2 separate regions of the Homo sapiens genome follow, and region 1 is linked to region 2. A link is a contact called in ENCODE Hi-C or POLR2A ChIA-PET data. All regions are on one chromosome and are shown on one strand. The core of a region is the stretch at or near the end of the contact, and the rest is flanking DNA. Distances in the headings are between cores, read along the strand shown.

Region 1 (3,718 bases), core at 154-2,653, 33 kb before region 2:
TGATTTGGAAAGATATTCATATTGTTTTCCCTTAAAAGTCATAACATTTGGTTGAACTTCACGATTCCTCTTGTTTTAGTGTTATCTTGTTAAATTTACTTTTTCTGAATGTGAGCCTGTGAATGTTTTTTGTCACCCTCCTGTCATATTTACAAATTCTCTTGATTAGCCCCATGACCTCCTTCCCCTGTGCAGAGATGCTTATTTCTTTCCTCCCTGGTGACTATTATACTCTGAAGAGCTCCCTCCTCAACATGTGGGAGCTTCAAACTGAAGAAGTCACAACTAAAAATGTTTTATCTGTGTGTTGGCCCCCCATGTCTTAAGGAGAAGAGACATTCTAGGGAGGAACACACCAATGTGTGCATGAGGAGCATTTGGAAACAGGTAGGATGGATAATAAGACTTTGGGTTTCTATGACACTTTTCACAAGGACATTTAGAAATGTATAAAGATTATTCCCCAAGCCCTCTCTTCAACTGGGTTAAGAGCAAGAATAATTTTCATGTTTTATCAAGAAAAACCAGAATAAGGAGAATTGTCTCTACTCTGCCAGCTTTACCCAGCTCAGAAACCAAGTCCCACCCTTCTGAGATTAGAGACATCGTCTGTCAGACTCACTGCCTCTCCCCAGCCTCTCTTTGGTTCTCTACTTTGTATAAACCAATGTTCTTGGCTCCTTATTTAATCTTAAAATCAATGTTGGGTGAATCAGTCAGAATATTTGGACATTCTGTTCAGAAAACATTGTAAATTGATCAAGATTTGCTTGTCCTGCAAAACTCTCCTGGCATTCTTAATAGCAGTCTTCTGTCCTCAGATGACCTCATGAAATGTAGAGTTTGTGTGAGGAGATGATATGGACAATTTCCCCATTGCCCTGAAAGAGACACACCCTGTTACACTACTTTGCCTTCATCCATGCTGTCCTCTCTTCCCAGCATGCCTTTCTTCCCTGCCTGCGTCCACCTTCAATGTTCTTATGTGCCTTCTAAAATTAAGTTTGACTACTATCATCCCCCTCATCAAGGCTTCACACACATACTTCATTTCTCCTTCTTAACAAAGCCCCAATTTTGTTCAAGTCCCACTCACTCCTCTCCCACAAGATGTGTGTCTGAAGAAAGGTGTTGATCTTAGTCCCATCTGCATGAAAGGACTAATCAACATAAGCAAAATCTCAGTCCCTTTGCCAGGGATTGGCTAAAGAATTGTCATACAGTCTTGGCCAATCAGACAGGAGGGAAAGCTTGTGAAGGGCTCTCAGTCCTCATTAGTAAGATGGGGACCAAGAAAGAGATGGTCAGCCCTCTTCCCCTAGTTGTGCCATGTCTGACTGTGGCCTTAGGGTGGCTGCCTTCCTCTCAGCAACAAGCCAAGTAGGCCAGCTGGCTTCTTAGTAACACTCCATGTTCACTTAACTCTGAGAGTCTCAGTTTCCTCTTTTTCAAAATGAGGAAGTTGACCTCAATTATCCGTAGCTTCCTTTTAACTTTAGAATACCACACATGCCTCTAAAAGATGATGGGGGAGGAGATATGGAGGAGGATCTAGGAAGTGAAGAAGGCCACTTAATTTCATCTGTAGCTCTAACCATCTGCTGCTATTAACATGAGCAAGCAGCTATTTGCATTTTATGACTGGGTGATCTCAACTCTCTAGTTTAAGAAACAAGTACTAATCTTGGTTTAACCACTAAAATATCCTCACATTTCCCCATTCCCCGAAGTGAATCTATTAATATCCCTTTATCTTGTTTGGTAAACAAAATGTTTTTTACTAACATTAAATGAAAAGGGTAGTACAATTCAAGTTTAGGAACCAAAAAGATTTTTTTCCCCTTAATTTCAAGTTAAACCATTTTATTCTCCTTCTGTAATTGTTCCAAAACCACCCAAGAAGACCTAAAGAATTTGTAAATGGAGAAGTATGGAAAAAAATTTTTTTTAATGCAGGATTACATTGCTTAAGGTTAGTAGGTCTTAGCTTGCTTCGAAATGTTAAGAGACTTAAGTTGAAGCACCATCTAGTGGCTCTCAATTGTGTTCTGCTAAAAATTGCTCCCAGTCTCCCTGTATTTAGGACCACAGTTAATTTGTTGGGCATGTATATCATTGACCCTGGAACAGCAAGTTGAAAGTGCACAGATCTACTTATATGTGGATTTCTTCCACTTCTGCGTCCCCTGAGACAGCAAAACCAACCTCTCTACTTCCTCCTCCTCTTCAGTCTACTCAATGTGAAGACAACAAGGATGAAGACCTTTATGATGATTTACTTCCGCTTAATAAATAGTACATACATTTTCTCTTCCTAATGATTTTCTTAATATTTTCTTTTCTCTAGCTTTCTTTATTGTAAGAATACAGTAAACAATACATATAACGTACAAACTATATATAAATCACTGTTTATGTTATCAGTAAGGCTTCTGGTCAACAGTAGGCTATTAGTAGTTAACGTTTTGGGGGAGTCAAAAGTTATATGCAAGTTTTCCACTGCATGGGGAGTTAGCACCCTTAACCCCCATGTTGTTCAAAGGTCAGCTCTATATGAACACATGAGAGGGTTCAGAAAAAAAAAGTGGAGTTTTTTTTATCTTTATATAGCAGTGGGAGGATGGGGGTAGTAGCTGTAGCTTTTTACTCTTTCAATCTAATCATGGCAGTGAGAATGGGATAAAGAAATTACGTGAATTCACATAAATCTCTTCTAGAAACAATAAAGTTCATCCAGTGGAAAAAAGAATTAATACAAATTTAATACAAATAAAATTTCATAGATTTCAGTTCTCCTGTTTCTCCTACTCACATTCTCTCTAAAAGCCCATAACGGTATCTTTATCTTCCTTCTGAATCCCATAATGTAGACATGTTCTCACACATCTAGGGATTGGCTATTAGATCATTTTTATGTATCTCCAAGTTCTCAAGCCCCTTCCCACAACAAGCCCAGAGCATCCCTTGCATTTATATAACCAACAATTTTTCTTGAACTGTCATAGAGATAACATTCATATCTATGATTCCTATCTTCTGAAGTTACATCTTTTCATTACCTCTATGGGCAGAATGAAAATAGACCATAACAATTGCACATGAGTAGGAACATCTGTTTCATTGTCACTAGGGGAAGAACAAAAATTGGACATGAAAATGGATATGAGTAGAAAATAATTTGTAGCAAGATTGACACAAACCTTCAGATTAACAAACTAGGTATTTGTATCAATTAGTATTAAGTTTAGCTGCGTGTAGAGTAAAACCAAAAATAACACTGGCATGAACAAAATTTTATTCACTCTAACACAAAAGAAGTCAATGAATAGGTGGTTGAGGGTTTATAGGGAAACTTCATGGTCATCAAGCCCAGGATCCTTCTTCCATCTTTCTTTTCTTCTATCCTACTGAGTGGCTTCTATCCTTAACATCATCCATGGCCCAAGTTCACTGCTGGACCATCACTCATCTCACCAATGTTGCAGTCCAGAGACAAGGAGGAGAAGCAAAAGAAGACCCTTCCTTCTTCTTTAAAGAACTTTTCTGAAAGTATTACACAAGATTTGTATTTATATCTCATTTTCCAGAGCTTATGCAAGTGGGCATACTCAGCAAAGGAAACTGAGAAATGCCTTTTAGCTAAGTACATTCCAATAATAAATTAAATTGGAGTTATGCTATTAATCAATGTGTCAATTACCTAAGACACCAGGAATGC
Region 2 (3,568 bases), core at 737-3,236:
GGCACCACTGCACTCCAGCCTGGGCAATAAGAGCTAAAATCCGTCTCAAAAATAAATAAGTAAATAAATAAATAAAAAGAAGAGGAAGTTGAAGAAGAACTAGAAAAACAAGAATAAACTAACCCCAAAGCCAGCAGAAGAAAATAAATCACTAAAATCAGAGCAGAACTGAATGAAATTGAGATCCAAAAATCTATACAAAGCATCAACAAAACCAAAAGGTGACTCCTTGAAAAGACAAACAAGGTCAATAGAGTACTAGCTGGATTAACAAAGAAAAAAAAAGAGGAGGTTCAAATAACTACAATCAGATATTACACAGGTGACATTACAATTGATCTCACAGAAATACAAAATGTCCTCGGAGACTATTATAAACACCTCTATGCACACACACTAGAAAAATCTAGAAGAGATTGATGAATTCCTGAAAATACACAACCTCCCAAGATTGAATCAGGAGAAATTGAAACCCTAAGCAAACTAATAACAAGTTCTCAAATTGAATCAGTAATTTTAAAAATCTACCAACAAAAGCAGCCCAGGACCACTTTTAGGTCACAAAATTTTAGTTTCACTTCAATCCCAGCCCCCAATTACTCTGAATTCAGCCAGTCACCTAGTCAGTACACCACTGGGATAAGGCAACTCAGAAGGAGTTTTGCTGGATAATGTACACATTTATCACTGCTGCTAGGACAAGTCAAGAAACACCTTATAAGTAAGTAGATCAAGAGTATCCTCATAATCATTGAAAGAAAGCTTTATTTTCAGCTGAAAATGTCACAGTATCAGACTTACCAGACACCATGATAATGATGGAAATCAGTAATCTTGGAGCTGACATCTTCCCTAAAGTATGCTTTTGGAGTGGTTTTCTACTTAAACATAAATCCACTTTAAATCAATCAACAGACTTGGTGAATCTGTTTCTCTTGGTCACTTTTGCTTATTCTGTCTTCAACAGGATTGCAAAACATATTTCTTCATTATCTTGCTTATCTTTAATTTTTGCTGTCATTCTATATGTTTTTGACTGATTAACCACTGATGGGAAATGTCAGTGAGTTTTGCTGTGTAATAAAGCAAAAAAGCCAATGCTTACTACTCATTGCTTCTCCCACAACATTGAAGTAGCAAGATAAACTATATAACAACTCATTTAAAAAGTAGCATTTTGAGAGTATAAATTACATATGGTAAAATGAACAAATCTTGAGTGTATGGTTTGATGAATTTCTACCTATATATGCGCTTATCTAATTACTTCCAAAACCAAGATGTTGATAATTATTATTCAAAGTGTCCTTTGTTCCAAAGTGTCCTTTGTTCCTTCTCTGCTGATATCATCTCCTCCAGAGAAGTTGAGTAAACACTACTCAGACTTCTAATAGCTTTAATTCATTCTGACAGTTTTTGAACTTCACATGCATGAAATTCTTTGCAAATTTCAATTTTTAATGCTGTATAGTAAATTTTCAATAACTATATCACAATTTATTCATCAATTTCTCTGTAGATTTACATTATCCCAGTTTGGGGCTAACATAAAGCTTCTAAGAACATTCTTGTTTTGTACATAATTTTTGGTCTATGTGTACATTCATTTTCTTGGATATACACCTAGGAATTAAATTGTTGGGTTATAAGATAGTCATATGTGTGTCTTTAATAACTACTTTCAGTCATGGTTGAATAGTGCAACCCCCGCCCAACATTTATTTGTTGAAATTCTAATCCCCAGTACCTCAGAAGATGACCTTATTTGGAAATAGGGTCATTGGAGATATAATTAGTTAAGATGTGGCCATGCTGAAATAGATTGGTCCCTAATCCAATATGACTGGCGTCTTTGGTTTATTCTTTTTTTCTTCTTTTGCACTTCTTAGCTTTTTATGGTGTCCTTATAAAAAGAGGAAAACTGGGCGCATACACAGGAACACCATGTGAAGATAAAAGGCAGAGATCTGAGTGATGTTTCTTCTACAAGCCAAGGAAAACCAAAGGTTGCCAGGAAACCACTGGAAACTAAGACCGAAGCAAAGATTCTACCCTTCTGTTTTATAAGATTAAAGATTCTTTTGATGACAGGACACAACATGAAGACTCTTGGATAGGTGAAAGGCAAACCTCTTTGTTACTTATAGCTCCAAACAAGAGAAGAATTCCATGTAGGGCCACACAGTGGTTGCACACAGGGACAGGGTAACAACACACTGGAGCTGTAGAGAGTACCTTATATATGGTAATTGGAGTAGAATTAGGTTTCCTGAGAACCCTGTGCCTTAGCTAATTTGAATAACTTCACAAGCTCTAGGACATAGCTGTCCATGGGGCTGTTTGTAGTTGTCTGGTACTTAGCCCTGGGCAATTAGGGCAGGTATATAGTGACATACAGTGTGAGAACCAGATAAGGGAAGAGGCTGGGGGGACTTAAATCAGATATTCAAGAAGGGGAGCTAACTGTTAGGGGCTCAAAACTGGGACTAGAAGGCATTTTTTTTTTACATGAAAACTATATTAAAATTGACTTCTTGATCTCCACATTAGTGTTAAGCTTGATTACTTGAATTATTTGGGTGGCCTAAGTTGTAGAGCAGAGTTTTAGTAAGTAGTGCATACATTGCCCTAAATAGCACACACACACAAAAATTTTATTATTTTCTCCTTAAAAAGGAGGAAAACAAGTAGGAGTATAAAGAGTCCTTGTAGGCTGGTTCATAACCAAGTTTCACATTGTATGGCCTTAGCCAAGAAAACAGATCCGGGATTTCCAAGATCTCTAACAATATCCTGATTGACTTAAAGTATGTTAAAACATGAGCTATATTTTTGTGTGCGTGACGGTAATCTCTTGGTACATTCCAGGGTTCAAGGTGGCAGGTCCAACAATTATATTTTTGGAGAGTATGAAGTTAGTTAAGTAAGGTATATGTAAAGATTAATGACGTTTGTAACCTAGAGGAAGAGGTAGCAGCTGTGGGTCATGGGTGCAGGGCAGGATGTTGTGGTGGCAAACTGGAATGGAAAGTGTCAGAGGAGGTAATGGGCAATGGGAGGTCCTCTCTCCAGGGGGTTAAGTGGTGAACCCATATGAGGCAGTTGCTTCCTGGGGAAAGCAATAATCTCATTAATTATTAGAATGGCTCAAAGAGTAATACACTCTACCAGATTTTCCTTTAGGCATGGAAGTATAAAGGGGTACACTTTGGCAAAGAACAAGAGTTTAAGCAAATGGTGAACTCAGGAAACGAAACAGAATTTCTTATATCAAAGGAAGTAAAATGATAAATGTCCTGTGTCCAATTTTTTAGCTCCTTAGGAAAGCCAGCCTATGGATGTTGCTGGGGTGGTGGTCTCAGTGTCCAGGGTGAAGTCGTTTCTGGGGAAAAGGGCAAATTCATCTTCAAGGTCAAAGTCTTGGGCCGAAGTAATATCATCTATAATGTGAAACTGAAACTGGAACTGTGATGTGGGACATCCTTTTCAAATGATCACAAACTTGAGTTGATGTGGGTCTTATTTTTGTGGCTCTGTGGTACTATAACGAGGCTGAACCACATGTGGA

The links. Hi-C counts contacts between places; a loop is a spot of excess contacts on that map. ChIA-PET counts read pairs that join two places held with the same protein, here RNA polymerase II (POLR2A). Pooled maps may share reads with other maps.
Region 1: a pooled map shows a loop between it and region 2 (2.8-fold over the local background). The contact joins the enhancer-like site here to the promoter of CD200R1L in region 2. A Hi-C loop is called at or near these places in 3 of 168 maps with a recorded cell type or tissue (B cell and CD14-positive monocyte), 2 of 37 single-sample maps with no recorded cell type and 4 of 50 pooled maps. POLR2A ChIA-PET finds 5 or more read pairs at or near these places in 2 of 52 experiments (Panc1 and activated naive CD4-positive, alpha-beta T cell).

The regions. Positions count from the first base shown.
Region 1 is chr3:112,812,433-112,816,150 of GRCh38, forward strand. It overlaps CD200R1L-AS1 (CD200R1L antisense RNA 1), which reads left to right. Exons shown (of 3, transcript NR_149027.1): 2 at 2,231-2,295. CD200R1L (CD200 receptor 1 like) reads right to left here. Exons shown (of 8, transcript NM_001199215.3): 8 at 3,279-3,543. The coding sequence ends at 3,531. Among named protein-coding and RNA genes, the nearest start is that of CD200R1L-AS1, 12 kb to the left of the region's middle. Within about 2 kb of position 1,404, at least 7 of the 41 ENCODE cell types and tissues checked have a DNase peak (open chromatin) inside an H3K27ac peak, as active enhancers do; they include B cell and CD14-positive monocyte, where a contact is called at or near this core.
Region 2 is chr3:112,844,878-112,848,445 of GRCh38, forward strand. It overlaps CD200R1L (CD200 receptor 1 like), which reads right to left and starts at 1,987. Exons shown (of 8, transcript NM_001199215.3): 1 at 1,748-1,987; 2 at 802-1,073. RefSeq lists a silencer at 1-81.